2 separate regions of the Homo sapiens genome follow, and region 2 is linked to region 1. Evidence: read pairs that join two places in POLR2A ChIA-PET (ENCODE). Cell type or tissue: OCI-LY7. All regions are shown on one strand. Each heading gives the region's core, and the rest is flanking DNA. Links, peaks and the distances in the headings are about the cores only.

Evidence for each region. ChIA-PET counts read pairs that join two places held together with the same protein. Peaks named below come from ENCODE experiments on the same cell type or tissue, not always from the same donor. Only the 100,000 strongest peaks of a DNase experiment are listed, where the experiment ranks them.
Region 2: POLR2A ChIA-PET joins it to region 1 with 5 read pairs; 3 of 35 experiments call an interaction of 5 or more read pairs at or near these places.

What each region holds. Positions count from the first base shown.
Region 1 is chr9:121,810,420-121,814,799 of GRCh38, forward strand. It overlaps LOC107987125 (a long non-coding RNA gene), which reads left to right and starts at 2,217. Exons shown (of 2, transcript XR_007061756.1): 1 at 2,217-2,306; 2 at 2,635-2,763. RefSeq lists an enhancer at 879-1,398. In OCI-LY7, for the core only: no CTCF peak of the experiment used is centred there; no DNase peak of the experiment used is centred there.
Region 2 is chr9:121,746,016-121,750,395 of GRCh38, forward strand. The region is part of intron 3 of DAB2IP (DAB2 interacting protein); the gene reads left to right. Among named protein-coding and RNA genes, the nearest start is that of DAB2IP, 97 kb to the left of the region's middle. RefSeq lists an enhancer at 2,497-3,020. In OCI-LY7, for the core only: no CTCF peak of the experiment used is centred there; a DNase peak (open chromatin) is centred at 2,196.

The DNA of each region.
Region 1 (4,380 bases), core at 286-4,285:
GCAGAGGTTGCAGTGAGCCGAGATCGCGCCATTGCACTCCAGCCTGGGTGACAGAGAGAGACTCCATCTCGAAAAAAAAAAAAAAAAAAAGAAAAGAAAATTCAATCTGTGATGAGATGCTGCCATGTTTTTTTATTTATCAACAGGTAAAAGTTGGCATTTTCACAATACGCTGTGCTGGGGAGGGCGAGAATCACAGAGCACTGGCCCTCTCACACATCTGGTGGGGCCAAAAGGTGGTGCAACTTATTTGGAGTGCAATATAACAGCAATATTGATTGCAACTTTAAATACATGCACCCTTTGACCCATTGATTCCAGTTCTAGTACACATTGTACATGCACATAAATGCATGTACCAGGAAGAGTCCTTGCAACACTTTTTTTGTAATAACAGAAAACTAGAAACAATCTAAATGTTACTTAACTGGGGACCAATTAACTACAATATTATACATAACTAGAGTACATCGTATAATGGCATGCCATGACATCATTATAAAATGGAGACCCTGGCCAGGCGCGGTGGCTTACGCCTGTAATCTCAGTACCTTGGGAGGCCAGGGCAGGAGGATTGCTTGAGCCCAGGAGTTCGAGAACAGCCTGGGCAATATGGTGAGACCCCGTCTCAATTTTTAAAAGATAAAAAGAATACGGAATGGGAGTGAACATTTTCTGGCTGGCCCTGAAGCAGAGAGCTCTTTGCCCCTGCACTGAAGGCCCCTCTCTTAATAAGTCTTTTGTCCCCTCCCCACCTGTCAGGCACCAGGTCGCATGCAGCCTGTGAGTGCAGAGAAAGAGCTAACAAGAGTGGCCTTTCTGGACCAAGCTGAAGCCTGGCGCTGCCCGGGCAGCCTCTCTTCCAACCATGGGGTCGGGAGTCCAGGCTTTGGGGCGGCCCCTCTGGATGTCATTTGCTTGCAAGTCGGTGGCCCCAGGTGGTTGCAGCCAAGGGACTTTCTGACCTGCAGTCATGTGGCCAGCTGCTTCCTTCTCCATTCTGTGGGGCTCTGCACCTGCCCTGGCCTCAGAGCTTCTACGGTGGCCATGTGGCCTGGGCAGGGTGGCCTTCTGTGGCCTCGGGCAAGGCGCCTAACTTCTCCAAACCTGTTTCCTCAGCTGTATAAGGGGGGCAATGCCACCTGCCTCTCCATGATGGCTGCGGTGACGCTGGCGCCTGGGACGAAGCTGGTCCTCAGCACACGGTCACCTTTTTCCCCACAAGCCTCCCCTCGCTCATTGCCTGGCCCATTTACCCCAGAGATGGAGGCCATCTCAGTGATCTCAGTGTTGCTCTCTATGTCCCTTCTGCTGTCACCTTGCTGCCAAGCGCAACAGCTCACAAAGGCTGGATCCTCTTGGGCGACCCTGAGGCCTGCCTGCTGTGTGAACCTCACTGAGTTGGGGCGTTTCCTCCAGGACTTTGAGTTCAAAGCTTTGCAGACAGGTTGCTATTCAAGATCTCCCCCAGAGCCTCCACTTCCACATGTGGCCGGCGCCCATTCCCTCTGCAGAGCAGCCTGCTGCTGCAAGGGGGCCTTCAACACCGTGGCACAGCACAGCTGTTTGGAGAGCGGGCTCTGTGAGGCCAAAATCCAAAACCCGCCTGGGCACGGACAACCTGCGCCACCTTGGGCATGCCACTGCACCTCAGCTTTGAACCTCAGCTTCCTCTACTGTAAAGCAAGGTGATAATAGGAGTAACCACTCGAGCCTGTTTCTCAGATTAAATGAACTAACGCCATAATGTGCCCTGCATGAGTCTTGGCCTTGTGTGTGAGAGACCCTAGCCATGAATTGAGAAGGTGCTTTACATTTCCCTACCCCCATTGTCTATGTTAATTGTGACACAACTTCCAGCAGCTACAGGAGCAGCCCGATGTCACAGGGTTCACTGCCTGTGAATCCTTGGCTTTGCACAAGGCCTGCCCTCCTCAGCAAGCAGCAGGGGAGCCCGGCTCATGAACGCAGGGTAGCTGGAGAGGACTTGGCCAGAGCCCCCTCTCTAGGCCACATGGCCCCCGGAGCGTGGTCTCAGTGCTCTGCTCCGGCCTGGGAAGGGTCGGCACTCTTTCTGGGACCTTCAGCCCCTACCCCCTCAAGGGAAAATGTCAGTTGGCTTTGGACTCAGTTTTCCAGGTGATGGGGAAACTGCCCGTGGAGTTTGGAGCTGAGCGGCACCCAGGCCACACAGCCTAGGATTGGCTTTCTTGGTGGGATGGCACAAGATACCCCCTAGCTCCCCTGTGGCTCTGGAGTCAGGAGATCCACGTGACCTCCATCTGCTCCAACTCAACGGAGAGAAGGTGATGGGGGCGGGGGCACTGTGGCGGCTGGGAGAGAACCACAGTCATTTCCTTGGCGCAGCCATTTTATGTGAAGATTGAAGGAGAGAAAAACGTTCTTTTATTGAAACAAATAGGAATTGTGGCAAAAACAATACTATGTGTCCGCCAAATCCCATTTTATTTTTGTCTGTTTGGGTGCCCAGGAAGGGGGCACGTCCCATTGTCCCAGCACTTCTGTCGGGGTCATGGGACTGCGTTCTGGCCAAGGGCTTGTGGGAGGCGGTGGAGTCAGCCCCTCCCTGAACAACATCCCCTGAGGACCCCTCCTGTCCCCTCATCTTGCCAGAAGCAACTGGGAGGCGTGGTTGAGGAGAAAGACCAGAGCCTGTCTGCGAAGAGGCATCCTAAGAGCCAGCAGACCCACGTGAACCTTTGAATTCTCAAGAAATAAACTTCCGCTGTGTTAAGCCACGGAGCCCTGTGGGTTTATCTTTTCAGGGTAGCCTAACCTAGCCTGGCTAATATGCGGATGTCATATAGAGCAGAATGCAGTATTTACAGGACTTTTAAAGCTAAAACAAATGGCTTCAAATAAATGGCTGCTTGTAGCTGGCCTCTCTGGGACATGCTCTCAGACTTCTGACCTGTCAATCTCTGCGGGTCAGTCTCCTCCCAGGATAGCTGGTGATGGATCCAGTGACCCACTGATGCCACCCACCCCCCAACCCCCCGCCGCTGGCTCTGGAAATAGCTCAAAGCAGGTTTATTTAAGTGGTGGGTGAGGAGCTGTGACGGTGGAAATTCTTCAGTGGATCCCGTCATCCACCCTGGGTATCTGATGATTAGCGCCCAGTGACAGGTGAGCCCAGGGCAGGCCTCGGAGGCTTCCAACAACCGTTCTACCAGGGGCGAGAGAAGCCAGGCGATGGACTAGATGTCTGTGTCCCTCCCAAATTCATCTGATGAAATCCTAGCCCCATTTAGGGAGGTGGGGCTTTTGGGAAGTGATTAGGTCGTGAGGGCGGAGCCCTTGTGAATAGGAATAGTGCCCTGGGAAAAGAGACCCTAGAGAGCTGTCACTCTCTTCCTACTGTGTAAGGATACAACCGGTCTGCAAGCCTGGAAGAGAACCCTCACCAGGACCCAACCGTGCAGGGATTGTGATCTTGGACTCACAGGCTCCAGAACTGGGAGAAATAAAATTTCTGTTGTTTATCCACTGCCCAGTCTACAGTACTTCGTTATAGCAGCACAAATGGATTAAGACACCAAGCCAATCTCCGGAGGGGGTTCACAGCTCCTCCCTGGGCCCCAGTGTGAGCCAGCCCAGCACCTGAGCACCGGTGCCAGTATGACATACACTCCAGGGCAGGGCTGGGGGTCCCAGCTGGACTCAGGTGACCTTGGATGAGTTACTTCTCCTGGGCCCCCAGCTTTGTGAAAGCCTGGATTTACCCCACAAGTAAAAAATTGGAAGTGATGATGGCATTTGAAGCTTTTTCCTTACATGCAGCCCCAATATATAAAACAGCTAGCTGAGCTGCTCTAAGGTTTCATGGGATCTAGCTTGAAAACCCCTGGGCCAGAGGCTCTCTTGGGTTCCCTTCTGTAGGTATTTGGCGAGGTGATGGGCTGAGGGTGGTGTTGGCTTCTGCCCCATCCCTCTGATCACACAGGGCAAAACAGGTTCCTTCACTGAAGAGGCCTTAATTCATGTCCTAACTTGCTGGGTATTTGGGGCAAGACCCCTCCCCTCTCTGGGCTTCCCTTGCCTCATGCGTAATATTGAAAGGCAGGCGTCAGCAGCTGCGGATACAACCTTATTGTAAAGCCCGTCACGTCAGAATGGGAAAGCCGCAGTTGCCTGGGTTAAAGACAGAGGTGGGGTCTGAGCCCTGAGGGGATCCTGGGGGGCGGGCAGCAGCGTGAAAGGGCCCTTGTGGCCTCCACAGTCCCCACTCGATCCCCCAAAGACATACCTGGCCCAAGCCAGCCCTAAGCTCTCATGCTGCCCTAGCTGCCTCCCCTCCAGGCTGCAGGGCCTCGGGCAGGCAAACCCGGGGTTCTCCAGCAGAGTGGCACAACAGCTCTG
Region 2 (4,380 bases), core at 227-4,226, 64 kb before region 1:
AGGGGGTAGAGCAGGTGAGGTGGTCTGGGGTCAGTTGGCAGAGGGGCTTTTTGAGAGCTCAGCTGTGGGGGGAGAGTCAGGAAGGATCTGCTGGGCAGAGTGAGAGACAGATCTTGGAAATGTCCTGGGCCCAGGAAGAAGCCAGGAGCATCCAGAGAAGTGCTGGCAGGAAGGGCGTGCGGGAAGGGACAGAATGCCCCGGGAAGGCAGTCTCAGCCCAGCCTGGATGGTAATGGGGGCAGCCAGGGCTGGTTACTGAGGCTGTGTATGGAGAGCTCGCTGCAGGTCAGTTGAGCCCTACAGCCAAAGGTGGTGGTGTCCCTGTTTTCCAGATGAGAAAACTGAGGCACACAGGTTAATTAATTTGACCAAAGTCACAGAGTTTTGTGTGTGTGTTTTTAAGGAACCATGCCTGCTTACCACCTTCAACCAGCATAGTGCCAGGAGCTGGGGCTCTGCGGACAAATGGCTGGTCCTTGGTTGAGGCAGGAAACCTGGCCCTCAAGGATGAGGGAAGGAGGCCATCCCTAGATCACCCCAACATGAATGGCCCACCTGGTCCCAGGAAGTAACGTGGCATGGCGCCCAGGTCTTGGGTGGAGGAGATGAGATGGAAGAAGATGCTGCCTCTGCCCCCGCATTCTAGGGGGGGCCCAGCATGAGCTAAGGAGGGCTTCCTGGATGTGGAGAGCTGGGAGGAATTAGATAAGCCAGAGGGGAAGCACTTCCTGGAGAATGGAAATACTCGCTTTTCAGCTAATTTATTCTTTTGTTTCATTATCATTTCCCACTTGGGTCTCGCATCCCCAGGGCCCTGAGGTGGCTGTTGGAGGTATTTATGGTCCCGGGTGGGGTGCAGGGACCAGTTAGAAACCAGTCCCACTCAGGCCATGATGCATGGGTGTGTTCACATGTGAGGAGGAGCCAGGCACAGACTGAGCTCAAGGAGAGGGAACGCATGGGTCAGGGCCTTGAAACATTCTCAGGAGTGGTGCTGAGTGGAGAGATGGGGGAGGGCAGTGGGCTAGCATGTTTGTGGTGGGCTCTAGAGCTTGGGAGCTTCAGAGTTGCTGCAGTTGTGGCTGGGGTTGGAGCCCCAGGTGCTGTGCAGGGAGGTTGGGCTCTTTTCCTGGGGCTGGGGGTAGGGGGACTGTCACTCTCCCTAAACTTTCTGAGCAGCCAGGCTAAGCCTGATAGTTTTTCCTACAGGCCAGGGAGGGCTGCAGGGTTGTCCCTGCTCAGAAGCAAGAGGGGCAGGGGCAGCTAGCCCACAGCTCACTTCTGATTTGCCCACCACTCACCCTCGTCAATGAGTGTTCCTTAGATGCTTTTTTTTTTTTTTTTTCCCCTGAGACAGAGTCTCGCTCTGTCGCCCAGGCTGGAGTGCAGTGGCACTATCTTGGCTCACTGCAAGCTCCACCTCTCAGGTTCACACCATTCTCCTGCCTCAGCCTCCCGAGTAGCTGGGACTACAGGCGCCCGCCATCACGCCCAGCTAATTTTTTGTATTTTTGGTAGAGATGGGGTTTCACCGTGTTAGCCAGGATGGTCTCGATCTCCTGACCTCATGATCCACCTGCCTCGGCCTCCCAAAGTGCTGGGATTACAGGCGTGAGCCACCGCGCCCGGCCTAGATGCTCTTCTTTTAAAATTCAGGGCACTTCGCTGTTCTGCTGAGGTTTATGAATGTTTAAAAACTGCTTTGCGGTCCCCAAAGTAATTTGACAAGTCTGACAGCTATTGATTAAAAACCCGAAATTATTCAGGCTGCAGGATGACTTGGGGGATTAGATGGAAAGTTTTTTGTTTCTTCTCTCTCTCTCTGCACCCCTCCTCCCCCGCAAAAAAAAAAAAAAGAAAGAAAGAAATAAGATGTGGAAAGGTAAATGTGTTCCTGAATGTTTTTTGAAAACTCCATTAGGCTTGCACAGTTTATACGGGGAGAGGATGTTGAAGGCTGCCTCTCATTCAGGAGCCAGTACCAGCGCCCTCTCGAATCCCTGGTCTCTCCGGAGCTTTGGCCCAAGTCACCCCAGGCAGCAGTGAGATGTTGCTATTACATTATTACAGGTGATGGTAGTGGTGTTGGTAGCAGTTATGATAGTTTATGGTCCCTTATGTTCTAGGGAGTTGACGTAGGGTTTTTGTGGCTTTCTCTGAAGTAGCTCAGCGTGTGAGGAAATGGCACCTAGAAGGGGGAGGAAACTCGTTCAGGGTCTGTGATAGACCTTAGATACAGCTGGGATAGAGACCAAAGACTCCTTCAGGGAGAGGAACGGGCCGTTGCTGGGGTGCTGGGCTGATTGGATGCCTGGCCTCCAGGCCTGACTCACTGTGAGGTAGGTGCCAAGAGTGTCCCACAGAGGGTGACCAGGCCGTTAGAACCCCAGCTTTCACTTCTGGACCATGTGACCTAGCCAAGCCACTCCCTGTCTCTAAGCCTCAGTTTCCTCTTTAGAGAACGTCCTAAAGCTTCCATTGAGCCTTTTGGATTAACTGGCTCATGTATTGCCCCATGAGCCAGGGCTTGTGGGACCTGAGCTTGAATACCCACTCTCCCTTTCTTCTGGGGCAGTGCTGCCTTTTGTGCAGAGTTGTTGGGAGAAGGCCATGAGATGATGTTTGTACTTTGGTGAGAACACCTGCAACTGGCACATGGTAGGTGCTTAGTAAGTGGCTGTTAGGTCCAGGCTGCCACAGTGTCATTCATTTAGTCAGCCTATATTGGGCACCACGGGACACCAGGCCTCACAGCAAGCATGAGCTGTCCCATCCTCCTGTTTTGGTTGCAGGGTGTGGACCCTCCTCTGCCAGCTCAGCCCTGTGATGTGGGGGGAAGCACAGGCTCCCAGGGGTGAGGGCAGAAGGCCACGTGTCTCCCTGTCTCACAGCCCAGGGCGTTCTGTGTGTATGGGGGCGTCACAACTGGGTCTTGGTGACTGCTAGGACCTACCCCTTACCTTGGCCTGAGGGAACCCTGGGTTGAGAGGGACCACGCCTCTGGGCCCTGTCATCCCTGGAAGACTTCCCAGGCAGGGCAGCCAACCTTTCTGCCTTTTTAGGACAGGCTCTGTCTCCCCAGGGCCCTGGGAGCCACCAGGCGGCTGCATTCCTCTCCTCTCCCCTGGGATCCCAGCTGGGCCAGGAGTGAGCACTGGCCTTCTGAGCAGCCGGTTCCCAGGCCAGCGGGGCAAGGCTGGGCTTGGGGAGAGAGCTCTGCTGGACATACTAGGCAGGGCGCTGCCCTGTTTATGTCCTGCCGTTTGATTCCCAGCAGGTCAGTGCATTCATTGTGACCATGTCCAGACTCTCTTTTTTTCCAGTGTGGGCAGACGCTTCTAGCACAGCCTCTGGACCTGCCTGGCTATGACAGGCAGAAGCATGATTGGCATGTTCTGACCTGATGAGGCCTAGAGAGTCTGCTGAAGTCCTGACTGCAGAACCATCAGGTCCTGCCAGCCTTTGGGTGGGCACCAACTCTGTGGAGACAAACCTTGTCCAGGATTTCTCTTCCTTCCAGACCTGGTTGGGGTAGTGGACAGTGGCTTGGGACCACACAGGCTGGTGGGCTGGAGACTGGGGCTGGAGATGGCTGTGCTTGGGAGTCCCAGGCAGAGGGGCTAAAGGGGCCTCCTCACGGGGGTCTACTGCCCACTGCTAGGCACACCTTCTTCTCCTTTCATTTCGCCTCAGGAAATGAAGGGCTTTTTAAAGAAATTTGAGGCATCCCAGAGCATTTGGGCAGATATGATTGATCCCCATTTTGCAGATGGGGAAAACTGAGGCATGGAGAACGTAAAGCGTTTGAGTCGTCACGGGACAGGAACAGGAAACAGCCTGGGAAGTCCATATCTTGTCACTCCAAATTGTCAAAAGTGTGACCTATCCCAGAAATGTCAGCCTTGATAGCAGCGTGTGCATCGTTCACCAGTGTTGTTCATAGCTGTGTCTCCAGCTCCTGACATCGTGGCTGGCAATGAGGTGGGCGAATGGAACAGACCAAAGAGGCATGAACAGTTATGAGCAATGGATGGGAGTCACTGACACCCCTGCCCTCCTGAGCCTCCCGCCTGCATGGTCTCATTTGATCCTTAGAGCAACCCATGAGGAAGGTGTGTCGTTATCCTCACTACGGATGGGGAAACTGAGTCCTAGAGAGTCGAATGACTTAAAGTATCCAAGGTTGTATATTTCATAAGGAATAGAGACTCGGTTTGCTCTGCAGCCAGGCACCCTTGACACTAGGCCCTCTGTCCTCCTGCCCGCTCGCAGCTGCAGGTGCATTTCTGTAGCATTCACTTGTGTGCGCGCGCGCGTGTGTGTGTGTGTTTAATCCCAGGGCCCACTGCACTGCCTGCCTTTGTGTACTGCCCAGCCCAT